Linked DNA regions of Homo sapiens: region 1 is linked to region 2. A link is a loop called in an ENCODE intact Hi-C map of the cell type or tissue named here. Cell type or tissue: PC-9. All regions are shown on one strand. Each heading gives the region's core, and the rest is flanking DNA. Links, peaks and the distances in the headings are about the cores only. Region 1 holds the start of LOC124907910 (a long non-coding RNA gene). Region 2 holds the start of LINC01116 (long intergenic non-protein coding RNA 1116).

What was found. Hi-C counts contacts between places; a loop is a spot of excess contacts. Peaks named below come from ENCODE experiments on the same cell type or tissue, not always from the same donor. Only the 100,000 strongest peaks of a DNase experiment are listed, where the experiment ranks them.
Region 1: it touches region 2 in a loop (4-fold over the local background); 4 of 110 quality-filtered maps call a loop at or near these places.

The regions. Positions count from the first base shown.
Region 1 is chr2:176,578,073-176,586,411 of GRCh38, reverse strand. It overlaps LOC124907910 (a long non-coding RNA gene), which reads right to left and starts at 863. Exons shown (of 2, transcript XR_007087314.1): 1 at 320-863. In PC-9, for the core only: no CTCF peak of the experiment used is centred there; DNase peaks (open chromatin) are centred at 2,711 and 3,231; H3K4me3 peaks cover 1,179 bases; H3K27ac peaks cover 2,472 bases.
Region 2 is chr2:176,634,041-176,642,379 of GRCh38, reverse strand. LINC01116 (long intergenic non-protein coding RNA 1116) reads left to right here and starts at 4,771. Exons shown (of 5, transcript NR_188023.1): 1 at 4,771-4,918. LINC01117 (long intergenic non-protein coding RNA 1117) reads right to left here and starts at 4,626. Exons shown (of 4, transcript NR_110599.1): 1 at 4,372-4,626; 2 at 2,807-2,889. RefSeq lists silencers at 58-147, 4,112-4,161 and an enhancer at 3,437-3,951. In PC-9, for the core only: CTCF peaks have their summits at 3,837 and 4,039 (motif pointing right); no DNase peak of the experiment used is centred there; H3K4me3 peaks cover 721 bases.

The sequences.
Region 1 (8,339 bases), core at 119-8,118, 56 kb after region 2:
TAGCCCAAAATACACATTAAATCCAAGTTTTTGGAGGAGAGAGCATAAAGATTTTTTAAAATCTATTTCTCCTTCCTTCGACCCCCATCAAAATTTTATTTAATTCTTCACAGAGCACAGCGAGTAGATTTCTGCTTCTTCGCCCTTTTAATGCGTTCAACTTGGTTTTAAGCACGCATCAGAAAGCAGCTCATGATGAAAGCCTTTTGTTGTCTGCAGACAGAAATGTCAGAAACTTAGCCCTGGTCAGTGCAAGGTATAAAAGAACTCCCCCTAATGCCATCTGTCCTTCAAGATCAAGTTCTGCACAGCTGCATACCCGAGATGGCCTGGGATCACCTGGGTAACCTCTGGGTGATGTTCATATTTGAGATGTGACCTAAGATGGGGAAGAAAGGGGAGAAATAGCAACATGATACTTAACAGATTCTGGCCCAAGCGATCACACATTTTGCTTCCTGCAACTCATAAATCCATTATCTTCAAACTGGGCTGCTCACATTGCAGGCATTCCTCTTTAACAGCTGCAAATGATAAGCTTTACTCTATATAGCTTTCTTTAAAGTACTTTAGAGATATGATTAACCTATATATATACATATATATATATATATACACACATACATATATATTTTATGATAGTCCCTATTTTTTCTGTTTGTCTATAAAAGATGTAGAGATATCAGTGGCCCATTGTTTTTTATTGACCCTATGAATGGGTCCTTCAAAGCTTCCCCATTCTACAGAGACTCTAATTTCAGTAATGAGACCATATCTTAAAAAATAAACTTTTTAAAATTATAGAGCTGGATCACCCACTACAATTTACCATTCTACTATTACTCAACCTGAAAAAAAGAAGGAAATCCTGCCATTTGCAACAACATGGATGAACTTTGAGGACATTATGCTACGTGAAATAAGCCAGGCACAGAAAGACAAATACCAGATGATTTCACTTATATGTGGAATCTAAAAAAAAAAAAAAAAAAGTCAAACTTCTAGTAGCAGAAAGTAGAATGTTCACTACCAGGGGCTGAGGGGTGGAGGGACTGGGAAGATATTGGTCAAAGGGTACAAGCCTTCAGCTGTAAGGTGAGTTAAGTATTGGAAACTTAATGTATAGCTTGTTGACTATAGTTAATAATAATATATTATATATTTGAAATTTGCTGAGAGTAGATTTTCCAGTTTTCTCATCACACACACACACAGACACAGACACACACAAAAGGTAATGATGGAAGATTATGTATGTGTTAATTAGCTTGATTGTGGTAATTATTTCACAATGTATACATATATCAAAACATCATATTACATCCCCTAAATGAGTACAATTTTTATTTATCAATCATACTTCAATAAAGCTGGGAAAAAATAATAATTTACTCTTCTATTTTTCCCCACGGAGAGAAATTTTTTACCTAGACATTCTGTTACAACCAAGAATTTTTAGAAAAAGAAATGTGCGAGAACTAGTTTCTCACAGTGCTTGGGTAAGGTCAGCACATATTGATATCCAAGGACAATATTTAGATACAATTGTTTTCATAACTTTTAGGTAAAAAAAAATAATAAAACCAACAGAGTTCTCCTTTTCCAATCTGTTAAATAATCATAGAATCATAATCACTTAACTTGGTGGAGAGTCTACAGTAACATACTCAAGCCAACTCACAACTGGCTGGCAAGAGCCAATGTGTACCTGTCTTCCCAATGCCTTACTCAGCAATAGAAGGTTGGTAGTTTCAAATCTGCTATGATGTGAGTATTTACACCTTGAACACTGGCAAATGCTTCCCTCCCTATCCCGACTCCCAGGAACTGGCTGTTAAATATTTACCAGCACACCACAACTTCAGCAGAACTGTGTCCAGCCTTGGACTCCAATGCTGGTGAGTTATTTCTGGGAATTCCAATCATCAAGAAGCATTAAATACTTAAGAGTGACTATTGTGCTCAGCCGTAAATAGATATGGATGAGTAACATAGAGCAGGGGAAAAATGCAAATGATTATGCTTGTTAAACTAGTTTTAATAAAACCGCCTTCTCATTCAATATAACAACTACTATTAAACAGGATAAATTCAACCTCCCGCAACAGTGACTGCCAGCAAGGGACTCTGAGAAGTGTGGAAAAATTGAGAATAAAGAATCCTCTGAAAATAGCCTTTCTTAATAAAAATAAAAATATTGCTACTATGTGTGTTTGCTCTTTTCTTTCCTCTGAAGAAAAAAAATTACCTCACACATTAATACAAAAATGAAAACAAAAACACCAAGAATCTTTCCATATGTTTTATATTAGTAGAAAAACTTTCAGAAAAAAAGTTGTTAACTAAAGTGGGTTTACATTTTACTCATCATCATTCATTCTGCTTACTTGCCTATTTTGCCATTCTTGACTTTCAGTGTTACACATCCTTCCAGGAAAGTTTAGTAGTAAAACCATGGAGGGAGTTTAGCTTTTATTGATTCTGAAAGAACAATATAACAAGATACTGACAATAACAAACAGATACGAAATTGTTTCAGCCTGGAAACAATTGCAGCCATATAACCCTTGGTGGCCTGTTTTTTATGAACTTTTATTTTTCTCTCCACAATGACTAGCACGGGAACTATCACCCATCCAATCTAGCAGCTTCTCATTGCTCAGGAAATGGTTAAGCTACTGCAGGTCAGCCCGGCACGCCCCGGTAATGCTTTGATTTGTTTCTCACACAAAACCAATTTGAGTCATTTATTTTACTAACAACTCCCAACAGAATCAAGGCACTGGACGAGTCTCTTTTTAAGATAAATTTACCCTCACACTTGACTTTGTCAAGAGAAGGTTTCCTCTGAGAAGGATATAGATTTCATGGATTTTCGTTAAGTATCTGTAGAGCCTTTACTTAATATTAAGGAATTGAACAATTTAGCTATTTTTTTAAGCAACCACACAATCCCAGTCTGGCTTAAATTAATACTGTTTCTGACACATAAAAGTTTGACTCAGAAAATCTCTGGGGTAAACAATCCAAATGTAATAATTACTCCAAATGCTTCTAACCACAGAACAGGAGAACGTGCCTCCTTGAGTCTTGATTTCAGTCAGTCAACAAATATGCAATGGATTCCTTTACACAGGTGATCTTGTAATTGGTGCTATATAAGTTATTCTTATTTGAAGGTTGCAAATATTTTGTCTTCCAAAACAGAGCCTCCAAGGAAAAAAAATCAAACAGTTAACAGTATACTTCTCAAATAACAGCTCTTGTTTCAAAATGGGTGATTCATAGTTGAGTCAGCGTCTGCTTGCTGGAGGGTCACTGTAGGAGCAGCCAGGAGGGAGGATGACTTCTCTGGTGATGCTACTGCCCCTCCAGAGTTATCTTGAAGCTAACTAGCCAGTGGCTTCAAACCACATACATCTGAATGAGCAAGATTTTTGGTGATGGTTGAAGAAGAGAAAGGAGGAGGAAAAGAGGAAGGAGACCAATAAATTTCTGGACTTTGAGATTAAAATTATAATCTTTATTTTGTATTCCAATTTTAAAGTGAACTAAGTTTGCCACAAGCCACCCTCAAACAGTAAGCACACCAGCCTGCATCAAGTCATTAACCTTTTAGAACCCACTCAAGGCAATGTAGTGTGACTTTATTAATGAATAATATGGTCTATAAAAGCTAACAAACACAGACACTTGCTATGATTCATCAAATTTAATATTCCATCAAACCTTTCAGTTTAAAGACCAATGATGTTTTTAAAGAATACCAGAACCCCAAAATGGAAGTCCTGTGCTCCAATTAAACTTAATGCATCAAAAAATAAAATCCATAAGAATTTATTGCTAGGTCAAAATTTTGAGTAAACAAACAATAAAAGAAATAACTGCTATGCAACATGAATTATAACTCCAGAAAATATTATTGAAACTGCAGACAACCAAGAGATGTAGTCCTTGAAAACAGCCTTGCTATTTAAGGCACACATTGTCTGTTGTGTTGCTAGGAGGCAAAAGACCCTATCGTAAAACAGCTGGGCTTCTTGTTCCAGGCAAAGGCAAATTCCACAATCAGAAACCGAATTAGAAACTTCTAGAATTCTTGCAGTCTTTTACTTACTGACATTCATACTTTGGAAATCCATACTTATGTGCCTGACTTTTCTATAAGATCCCTTTTTGTAGAATTACAATGTACACATTTTCCCATGGATATTTTATAAGCTGTCTTACAAAAAGACAGCTTGTCTTGTTGACTTTTGGTGCCCATCTGCAAGGATTCCTGGACAAAGTTTTCAAATGTAGTTTTGATTTAGAGATGCCTTTTTTCATGTTTTTCTCTTTTAAATATGTATGTGCTCTAGTATAAGCGGAAAAAATGATGCAGGAGAATTTTAGTGGTCTAGTCTGGCTTCATTTGATCTTCTGCTCAAAATCTAGGTCATGGTCAGGGCCTGATACATGCCAAAAATTAGTAGAGTTCCAAGGAAACATATTCACAGAGCCTAAGGTCCTTTTGTGGACAAAGAAAGAGGCCTATAAATTATGTCACCAGGCCAATCTGCCATGTCATCAAAGAATAATCCGAGTGGATTATTATCTTTTTCTCTTCAATTCATTCTGTAGATGTCTTAAGTGCTTTGCAAACTTTATTCCTCTTTATCTGGCTGTCAGATAGGTTATCTCTCATTTTACGAATGAAAGATCAGACACAGTGAAATTAACTGATGAGCTGAGGCTCCGATTAAACCAAATCAGGAGGCTACTGACATTAGGATCTTCCTATCAGTCAGAATGACATTTCTGAGCTCCTGGAATAGAGAATACCAGGTTATGTGAAATTTACTTGGTTCAGTTCTTTCTCGCAAACACATTGTTCATGGTGCCAAGTTCTCAAACATATTCCAAAACAGAGAATATGTGCATGTTCCTAGGTTTTTTAAAAATACATAACATAGAATATAGGAGATATTTTAACTGACATGGGAAATGAAAAACTACTATGTTACCACTGTGAAATGTGAATAATTCACTTATATCATCTGAGATTTGTGCTGCAAATTGGCTCATGAATTGTAGGATAACCATAACAAAATAGTGTCCATATGACAAAAAGTGGATCAATTTTAAAAATTTAGCTATATGTCAATCTCTCTTAGAAAGAAAAAGAAGGCTACATTTCTGGTGAAAATTAGACTTATGTATAGAGAAAGTGTCTGATATGATTCAAAAATCATAGCATTTATGCTTAGCTAGAACTTTCAAAGACATATTCAAACCATTCATCTTAGAGTTGAAGTTGCTAAATTCTGAGAGTTTAGACAACTTAATTAATTTCTACCACCCTATTCAAGGCCACAGTTGACATAACGAAGTTCAACCCTTTCATTTCAATGGTAAATGGGCCTCAATGAGGGAAAAGGGTTGAGCTAGTCACATTCTAAGCTCCCTTGCAGCTCTAACATCTGACTAGTTATTACCTCTTCTCAGGGAATACCCATGTCCCCTATTCCCATTGGGTGTTCTATCCATCCTTATCTTGTCCCTTAAACATTGAGAAACAGATGCATATCAATGTGTAGGGTACATTGCAAGCCACGTTTTTGTGAACTCTGGAGATTGTTGGTGGGGATTTTTGTTAGAAGGGACCAAGGAAACCCCAGAAACCTAGAGCACGACTCTTGTACTTTTAAAGGAAACAAGAAGACCATGGGAACAACCACTGGATGGCTCTGTGAAGCCTGGTGACAGAGTGGGGTGAGATCCCTGAATCTGCATGGTGGCCATGGTGGCAAGTGTCCATAGCCTCCCACGTGTTCCTGGGTGAGCCTCAATACTTGGGCTCCATTCACACCTGTAGGCCTTACTCCCACAGATGCAGCCAAGAACTTGACATTTTGGCCAAAGATGGAAGGATGGGGCAGCTACTCGAAGCCAGGAATATAGAGGTGGAGAGGAATGAGAGTTGTAGAAGATCCTGTTTTAGGAACTGACTGAGCATGCTCTCATACACAGCTGTGAGTCCTCACAAAATGCATTATAACATGCTGGCCTAGGAATGAGAAACCCAGAGGGCTTGTGTTTCCTTCATGTAACCATTATTTAATGCAACACTGTGCTCAGGACTGCAGATGCAACAGTGAGCAAAACCCAACAAGGTCACTACAGGCTTGTCACTTGTCTTTACTGGGCAAAGCTGCTGTACAATAAACTCATTCAACACAGCAGCAGACTCAGGAGTGTTTTGTCCTGAGCTCATCTTTGCCCAGAAATTCAGCACCCCTTTTGACTCTACACTCCAGAAATACTGAACTAGAACAGTTCTCCAAACTCTTCAATCTTCTCTTTGCTCTTACTTTTCTTTCTCACCACAACTATCTTCCTACTCCCTCTTTCCTGGTCAATTCCTTTGGATCCCTTCTTAGATACTCAGGAATCTCTTTTCCTTCAACCTCCACCCGGATGGAGCCTGGTGCCCTCATGTGTGCTCCTAGGCACCCCAGGCCTCTCTTATGGGAGCCTTCACTTGCCTCCTGCTCAGCGGGCTCCTTCACTGGGCCCTAAGCTGCATGAGGACAATGTTCCTCCTGTAATTCCTGCTATTTTATAGCCTGGCATTAGCACAGGATCTGGCCACAGGGTCCAAAGGTAAACTGTATTTCAATGGAATTGGCTTTCTTTGTAATCCTGTGTATTTTATTTAATGCTTTAAAAAACGTTCTGAGTAGGCATCCGTAGGTTTCATCTGGCCGCCGAAGGGGTTTATAGTGCAAACAAACTTAATAACATCTGCTAGATGCTCAGTAAATATATTACAAATGAGTAATCAGAAAAATGAATGAAAGAACAAATGAAATGAAAGAAACTCCTCATTGCCCAGCAAAAAAGAAGCTTGACTCCAGGTCTGACATGGTGAGAACCTGTCCACACGAACATGATTTTAATCCACAAGATGGTGGCATGAAATTGCAGAAAAGGTTCACCATTTCTTGGATACCCAATATATTTGTGTCCTGTGGAAAACTCTGTTGGTTGCCTACTCTACCACAAGTCCCCTCCCCTTTCTTCCATACTAACAAGACTGCCTCCTATTATAGCACTAAAACAGCCAACACCCTTTGTGGTGTGTTATGGCCATGGGACCCAGTTCTGGTCCATATGATGTAAGCAGAAGCCCCAGAGGCTTCTGGGATATATGTCCTTCTCTGACAAGCAGAGAGTGATCTTGGAAAGAAGCCTTCTTTACCACCCTGCCTTTGAACACAACTTTGTGACTGTGTGAAGTCTAGGACTATGGTGTCCATCTTATGTCCAAGATGCAGTAAGTCTGAGGATGAAAAGAAAACATGCTGAGCATGGGGAAGTAGAAATGGAGAAAGACCCTGGGTCCCCAATAACCTGATTAAATCACAAAATCATCTATGAAATTCCCATCCCAAACATCTTATGTAAGAGATTCTTAAATTACTTACTATCTTCCCATCTTACACAGCAACACAACCCAATGACAAATTTTCCTACCATGGGATTCAGGGCAATGATACTGAATCAGTTAAGGATACAACTTCCCGTTTTCAGTTATCAGCTAACACTTCCCTCAGCAAAGTTCAGATTCACTCAACAACTATTTTATCCCTAGAATACACCAGGCAGAAAAAAGGAGTGTTGGCTGTGTATTGGGGAAATTATTTTATGATATGATAGTCACTATCACCAGCAGACCTTCTGGAAGAACTTCTTTGTGTCTAACTATCCTGAGCAATAAAGTGATAGGCCAGTCTGGATTTAAAGCAGTGTGCACAACACATATGTTTATTGTGGCACTATTCACAATAGCAAAGACTTGGAACCAACCCAAATGCCCATCAATGATAGACTGGATTAAGAAAATGTGGCACATATACACCATGGAATACTATGCAGCCATAAAAAAGGATGAGTTTATGTCCTTTGTAGGAACATGGACGAAGCTGGAAACCATCATTCTCAGCAAACTATCGCAAGGACAGAAAACCAAACACTGCATGTTCTCACTCATAGGTGGGAATTGAACAATGAGAACACCTGAACACAGGAAGGGGAACATCACACACCGGGGCCTGTTGTGGGTGGGCGGAGAGGGGAGGGATAGCATTAGGAGATATAACTAATATAAATGATGAGTTAATAGGTGCAGCACACCAACATGGCACATGGATACATATGTAACAAACCTGCACCTTGTGCACATGTACCCTAGAACTTAAAGTATAATAAAAATAAAAATAAAAATAAAGCAGTGTGCACAAAAGGTGAAGGTCCCGTCTGAAACGGGAGTGGGGAGGCTGCTGAGACTCACACGC
Region 2 (8,339 bases), core at 182-8,181:
CACAGGCTCCTTAGCTTCCTCTTTTGGGGTTCTGTACATATTTGTTTCAGGGGTACAGAATGAATCACATGGCTACAGCAGAGCACTCTTGCATGACTCTTGCTTACTCATTAAAGAAACTCGTACATGAATCAAGGCTTTCCTTATGGTCTCAGGCTGTTCTTCATTCCCTGAAATGGTCAGAACACCCATCAAGTATCTTGGAAGAATGCATATCTTTAAAGGCCATAAAGAAAGAACGTTTGGTTAAAAGGAAAAACTGCTCTGCCACCCACTTGTCTGAGTTCTCCTTTCTTCATCTTTAATCAATATGTACATCTGTTCACTTGATGTTTTAATACTAGTTGAGGTAAATTCAGCTTCATCATGTTTTTCCACAGAGGGGAAAAAAGTAACCCTGACTTTTCCTCTGGGCCTTTTCAAATATCTACATGTAGTGGTGGAATGAGCGGAGGACAGGAAAGACCCTGGGAGGCAGGCCTGTGTCTCACCCCACTGGGCCTAGTATTCCAACCACCGCACAAGACTAATTCAAGAATAATAGGCCTGGGTTCCAGCCTTAATCATTTCCATTTTCATTATGGTTTACACATTAATTGTAAATGACCAGATTGATTAGGGACTCTTTAAAGCCAAACAGATTGGGAGGCAGTGCAGGGTAGTGCTAACTGTATATGTTTGACATTTCCATAGACCTGGACTAAACATCCAGACCTGTCATTTACTAGCTGTGTGACCTTGGGAAAGTCACTAGGCTTCTCTGAGCCTCATATTTTCCTTACCTATACAATAGGGATTGTAACTACCTGTATGAAAATTAGTGTGAATAAAATGAAACAATGTATGGAAAAGATTTCGCATAGTGCCTGTAACCATCGTTTATTGAATAAAAGACTGTAATGCATACTGCTCTGATATGTGTGGCATACTGTCTTACCAATTGTCTATTACTTATGTACAAAGCACTGTGGTAAGTGCTATAGAGACCCCTCAAAATTTCGGATGCTCTTTTCTCAAAAGCTTTATAACCCAATTGTTAATCAAGAAGACAACATAGAAATCCGTAGAAAAAGTAAAATTGCAGTTGGATAAAACTTCTCTTGGAGTGCTGCCCACTCTCAGTAGTCAAGTCCACACCTGAGGCTGAGAGTGCTTCAGTCATTGCTTCATGGGTCACACCTGAACCAACTAGGGCACTCAATGAAATAACATCCAATATTCATCCAACAAATATTGATTGACCTACTATGTGCCAGGCACTGTGCTAGGTGATGGATATGTCAGTCTTCCAGGAGTTTGTTTTAAGAAGCACTCAGGGTCTGTTTTAAGCATTTCATATGAATTAACTCTTTAAACTTTTCAACAAAACTAGGAGGGGGGGACTAGCATCAGTCTCATTCTACAGATGAAAAAACTAATCACAGAGAGGTTATATAACTTGTCCAGGGCCACACAGTAATAGACAGCAGAACTGGATTGGAAACAAGCAAAGTGGTTCTAGGGTCTGCCCTGGTATCACCAATACCTTACTGCTTTGTAACAGCACGTTTTCTTATGAGGAGACCATTGCATGCTTCTGGTGTGGCTCCTTTACTCCTGTTTTTGAAGATCGATTCTCTAGATGAAAAGATTGAGGCTTCACTCTTTTCTTTCCTTTCATCACTGAAGACTTGAGAAGGGACTGTGAAGTCGGTGTGGACACTAGTTAGCCCTCCATTAACACAGCTGTGTGCCATCAGTTACCATATTTAAGCCAATCTCTTGGAGTTTTGAATAAGAGTTAAAAACATACTTTGATGCATTAAATGGATCTGCCTTGGGGAGGTTTACTTCATAATTGAACACAATAGATTTTTAACTTGAAAGCTACTGCAGGCTTTTAAGTATTATTTAAATTGTCCCAGACACAAATTACTCATAAAATTGAACTGTCACTTCATAGCAGAATGAAAATTAATATGTTCCTCTTGATTCCTGAACTTGAGCATAAATTCCCTTATGCAAAACACTCTGGAATTTGGAGAGCTAACATCAGAACCTTTTTCTCTGCTCCGTCTCATATCTTGTGTCTCATGTGGTAAAAGGCAAAGAAAACAAGCCGTCAGTAGTAAGCAGAATGAAGGAAGAATATTTAGTCAGGGCCTAACATCACTTTCTTTCCTAGTTCTTTAACTGTTAGAGAAATAATTTGAAAAAGAGAAAGAAAAACTGACTCATATTTGCAAATAGAAAATACCAGAAAAGGAGATAAATGGCTGCCCAAATGATCTCAGGACATAATTATTTTTAAGGTAGGACTGCAGTCCTTCGTAAGCTCTTTTCAGAATCTAGGCCATCACAGACACACAGAAGACTATTAGACCAGGTGCTAAATTTTGTCCATGGTTAGCAAACGACATACAAAAAACTAAACTGCTTCCTTGAAGTTGAAATCAAAGAGCATCATGAGCAGCCTTATGTATTTCTGAATGGGAGAGAACACACGTGTGATGGAGGCAATCCAGAGAGAGGCGCGCTTCCCAGAGGCTGTTTTAAACAGTGACAGATTACAAAATCCTAATGTGATATGTTGGAACATGAAACACACACACACACTTGCTTGTGAAAAACCCTGCTGAAATCCTTAAAAGCCAAAGTTTAGAAGAACACGTGCTATGGATACACCAACAGTAATTTCAAAATCACTCTGTTTATGAGTCCATTCCTCACCTCTTTTATCACTTTGACACACTCTTTAGGAAATAACAGAGAAAGAGAAATATGAAGCTGAAGACAGAAAATTTAATTATAAAACAAAGCCACCCACCTTGCTTTCAGGGTCAGGAGGTACAATGGCCTTCTTTTGCAGCAAGAATGAACTTAACACCCGTGTGTTAAATGATCACGTATCTATTTAAAAGAAAAGGAAATGTTTTTTAAAAGAAATGAAAGCTATATTCTCAGTCCTTCCTATAGCCAAGTCTTACCAAAAAATAAAAATAAAAGCAGTGTACTGTGGCTCTCTGGCACAAGGCAGAAAGCCGAGTCCTTAAGTCACTATTCCCCGGTTTCGCAAAACAAAATAAAACCAAAAAGCAACAGCAAAAGGTGTTTGGCAGGTGGGAAAGGGCCTTAAAACACCTTGTGCCCTCCTGGGTCCCTCCCAATGCCTTCAGTGTGGGCTGTGGAAACAACACCGCTCAACACCAAAGTCACCATCGGCAGTTTAAATGCCACAAAAGTACACTTAGAAATGAGAAGAAAGTGGGGCCGGGCGCGGTGACTGACATGGATATGTACAGCCAACCCCACTGCCACTAGAACAGTCTTAAATGCCCACACAAGGAGTATAAAAAGAAAAGCACATTTTGCAATAGAATAAATTCTTTTTTTTTTTTTTTTTTTTTTTTTTTATTGAGACCGCGGAAAGTCACATGACCCTGCATGTAGCCTTTTAGGAAAGCAACCGAAATGGTAAAGCCAGGAGCCGGGGCTGCCTGCTTCCTCCTGCAGCCTTTCAGCCCGTCCTGTCGCGCGTCCACATTCTTCTGGGCGCATCTGTGGAGCTATTAAGTGGGATAATCCCTCTGGCCTTTGATACATTTCTGGACATGATTATTTCATTACTCGCAGTATATCAGTAGGATCATAATAAAAAGGACTTCTGACAACCTGCCAAGAGTTTTGTGGCCTTGTAAACACAAAAGTGCTCTAATAAAATTTTATTAAGTGTTAAAAAGTCATAAAAAGTGAAATAACATAAACTACAAAATTTACTGTCCTCAGCAAATCCTGAAAATATCTTCCACAGTAAAATTAAATTAGCATGTAATAGACAGAGAAGCAGTGTGGAGTGGATTTAAAAGAGGATCCAGGGAAAATGACACTGTAACCCAATCAGGGTCACGGGGATTTAATTCGGATTTTCCCCCTTAAATGTGGATAAATGTGCTGATTACAGACGAGAGCTCCGGGGTTACTGGAGTCTCACACATTGTCAATACTTCGGAAGAAATAATATATTGCAGATTGTAACGAGCACGGGGAGCCAGCGAAAGGCAGGGCGTCCACTAGGGCGCGCTGAGAGACCGGGAATCCCCGCAAGGGCGCCCGCGCCGCCCGCCACCCGCCGCCGCGCGCACGCCGCGCCCTCGCCCACCTCCAAATAATATTTACAGTTAGGGTTTTTTTTTTTTTTTTTTTTTTTTTTTTTGCTCTCGCCCGTGACATTTTCTCCAAATCGGAAGAAAATCAAGTGTATGTCGAGCTTTGCCGCAGGCAGCCCTTGGTCTCCGCTTTCAGATTCGGGGTCCGGGAGCGGAGCGCCCTGCCCGCGGCGGTGCTAAACTCTGGGGCCAGGGTGTGGCCCTCAGCGAGCGCCCTGGGACTGGCCGCCCCGCCGAAGGATGCCGAGGATCGGGCAAGGCCGGCGTCCGGTCTGCGCGGGGCGCGGGTGCTCTCCGAAGGCCGCGAGCCACGGGCCTCGCTGCGGGTTCAAGTGCGTCCGGGTTTGGACGTCGCGGCTCCAGGAGTGTGCTCTCTCTCCTGCCCATCCCCTCCCCGGAGTTCAGCGCATCCGGGGCCCCGGGGACCCCTCTTCCCGGCCCTCCTGGCCGCGCTGGCCCGCCCGCATGGGGCCGAGGTTCCTGGCCGACGCGCGAGGGCGCGGGCGGGTACCGGGTTCCCGTTTTTCCCAGGCCCCGATCCCCGCCCACGCACGAGGCCCCCGGCCCACGCACGAGGCGCCCACGCCCATCGTGGAGGCTCCGCCTGGAAAAGAAGTCCGACTTCCTCTCCAAGCTGCTCCGAGGGGAATGGGGAATCGGCAGGAAATGACCCGAACTGCCAGCCTGCGCCTTTGCAGCCGGCCCTCGCTTTGCTGAAGACGAGCAGCTCCCACCAAAGTCTTGCCTCCCCTTACCCCGAAAGCCCCGCTCAGGTTTGTAAAGAGGGGTGCGAGATCTGAAAAGTATTTGTCTTCTAGGGAGAGAGATGTTGGTAAGGGGCCCAGAGAAAGACGGGTCCTTTTTAGCTCATCAACGCGCCACGTCTTGCTTTGCAGCTCCAAAATGATGCCAGCGCTGCTGTCCGAAGGGTCAATATTAATGCGTTAAGTGAAATGGGAAATAAATGGACAGTGGCACATTTCGTGGCATCATTTTTACAAGGGGATGTCGAAAGTTTTAAGCTGCATTTAAGAATTAGCCACATCTTGCCTGAAAGTTAATATTTTTTGATAAACTCGTTAATAAAGCCTAGAAGAGGTAAGTTAAAGTTAGTTACCACGTAGATCCTCCAGTCTCTTGTAGAGACTTGCGCAGGTTACTAGGATGAGGACGAGTTGTATTTTTAATTTTCTAGACTAAGTGCAAAGGCATTGAGTTTTGAGGTGGCAGGGTTAATGTTCAAGGGCAAATGGAACCGCCAAGGATCTCTTGAAAAGAATTCACTTACTATTAATACTTAAGCCTGAAATAATTATAATTAATTTACAGTGGGAATTATATGCCCATGTTTTAGACTTTTTTGTTATATTAGCTATATGAAAAGGGATGTTCTTTAGTGATTAAAAGAAAAAACCACCTGTTTATTGTCATTTGCAATTTGAAATAGCCGACAGCAGTAAGGCTAGCTACAAAAGCTAACAAGTCAACTTCAGTGTGGTTTGACATTTACTGTCAAAGCTTTGAGCTCTAAGAAAAACAGAATTTAAAATAATGTATATAAATAATAAAATTTCATTGTGACTCAATGTCCCTGCCCCTGGAGAAGGGACAGATGACACTCAGTGACTGGCTTGGAACCATTCCCCCTGCAGATGCATTTGCGGATACAGTGGGCCAGGGCTGCCTCTGAGTATGTACAGCAAGTGCTTATGGACTTACAGAAACAAATGTTTTACTATTTAGGATTTTCTCAATAGTTTACACTAAAAGTTTTGCATGTAGAAATGTGGGATAAATATTTCTTTGAAAGGAAAAGTTTCGAAAGGAAACTTTATACTTGTATTTTTTTGTGTGTTCACATTTCTAAGTTCATCTGTCTTTCAAAAAACAGATTTTCATAAATATTAAAATATTGCAAGTATTATTTTTAATTCTTTTGAGTGCCATGTTTGCTGTAAGTAGTTTTTTCTTTTAAGTAAGATTAATATAATCCTGTCTAAGGAGTTTAATAGAGAGAACAGGATTTCCAAGCCTATAAATGCAGTCTATATAAAATAGTGGGATCAAAGTTTTTTGTTAAGAAACTTGAGAATTTATACATTTTAAATGAAGATAGAAGCACGTTTTAAAAGTAGTTTTTCCACACCATTTCCCTCCCCCCAAAAGAATTCAGAAACTATATTCCATAGTCTAAAAATGGCATAATCAGATGTAAAAATTATTACCATAATATATAGTTTTCTCAAGATGGTGGATACTTTTTAATATATTATGAAGAGTTATATTCTCAGCCCACTGTGTGTTTGAGGGAATGGAAAAGACAAGATGTTTCTAAACATATTTTACTACTGAAATCCATAAGACTATTAAGCTGTGCAGGTAATTGTGTTCTAAGTGGTAGAAGTATTTTTCCAACTGCTTTTTAAACTTTGAAAAATTTATATGTATTTTAATTAGCACTTTTCTTTTAAAGGTTCCAAATATTTAGCTATATCAGCTATGTGATAAAAATTATTGGAATTTGTTCCCTACTACTTTCTGCATAAACAATTGAGAAATATTTTATACTAATCTTTTTATATACAGGGGATAAATTTGAACATGTGTCTTGTTGGTGTAATAAACAATCCAAATTCATTTCTTTCTTGAAAACTTGGCATCGATCTTCATCTTATTTTTTATGCACACAATTTGGACATGCCAGTTTGTAGGCAAGTTTTAAGACAGTGCAAGTTTTATGTGGAAGAATGTATATTAAGGAATGAATAGCTAATAGCCAAAATTAAATCAGGAGGTGTGGCATTCACTCCTTTGGATGATTATTTTAAAGATAGTTTTGCACTCAGGAAGGATTTTCTTATGCTCTGTATTTATGAATATCTAAATTATCCTGCCTTGCAACTTCAAAACTCAATAACCAAATACCAAATTTATGTATTTTCAGTGTGACTAAGGCTAGGAATATGAGAAGCAGATTGGTTTTATAAAAGAAAGCAAGCATTTACAATTGTATTTTAAAATATAATCCTAATTTCAGTTTCTGACAGAAATCTTGTGGTCAGCTCATCAGTTTTTCAGATCAGTTTCTAAATAGCATATAAAAACTACCTTTTCCACATCAGAAGTTCATATTTAGGTTTCCTTAACTGCAAAATCACTTTAAAAGAGAGTGTTTTATGTGAAGGGCCATTTCATGTGTTGGTTCCATCGATTACATATGAATGTATAAAAATCTTGTTTAAAGACCAGTAAAAGTGAGGAAATTCCAAGTCAGGCTGGCTAATTCCATTCATAATTCATCCCGAGTACCTGACTGAGGAAACTTGCAAACAGTTTATAGCTATACATACAAAATAAGTTGACGTGCTTTGTAAGCTGGAAGCAGAGTTAAGTTTGACCTCCCTGCTTGGAAGGTCTTAAATTAATAAAATTATGGAATATGGTTAAGCTTTTCAGTTTCCCAAGAATTTTCCAATATCGATGCTTTTTGGATTTTTGCATTTTGAAAATGTAAGCATGGAAGGACAACTTCTTTTGTGCTGAGATGAAGTTAGCTTTTACCCATCCATTTCCTTCCCACTTAACACATTTGTTCAGTAATTCTTCGAGTGCTGGGGGACAGAGGCCCTGCCTTGAGAAAAGCATATGCCATTTCTCTGCCCCCTTCAACCATCCCCACCCCCAGCCCTCCCTTTATTTCAAGCCAGTTGGACAAGTATTTAGCATTGACACATGTTTCAAACTGCTGCATCCACAGCCCTAGGTAGTTTTGGGGATTGGCAGGAAATCCATCTAGACTTTGCCTTCTGAGCTGGGTAAAACTACTAGGAAGTCCTATGCCTTGATATTGTGGCACTTCTAGGCTGTCTTTCCAATTTTAAGCAATCCATCAGTTGTTTTCTAAGACTGCACTGTAGACTGATGCCTTCTCTTAGTTTTGATGTTCAGAAGATTTTTTAAACATGTTCATAGATTTCTTAAACATTCTGAGTAATTGTAATTTTAAACTAGACTAATTTTAGGGTTGAAAACTGTCCCAGAGAGAGTCCTTACATAATAACTTCAATCTGATGTGAACTCGAATGACTTTTTAAAAATAAGATGTTGAAAATGTGGGTTTCTGGTGGAAAAGGCTGCCATTCACTTAGAGTGGGATCCTTAGGACCAGTTAATATCCACCAGACATGCTTCAAT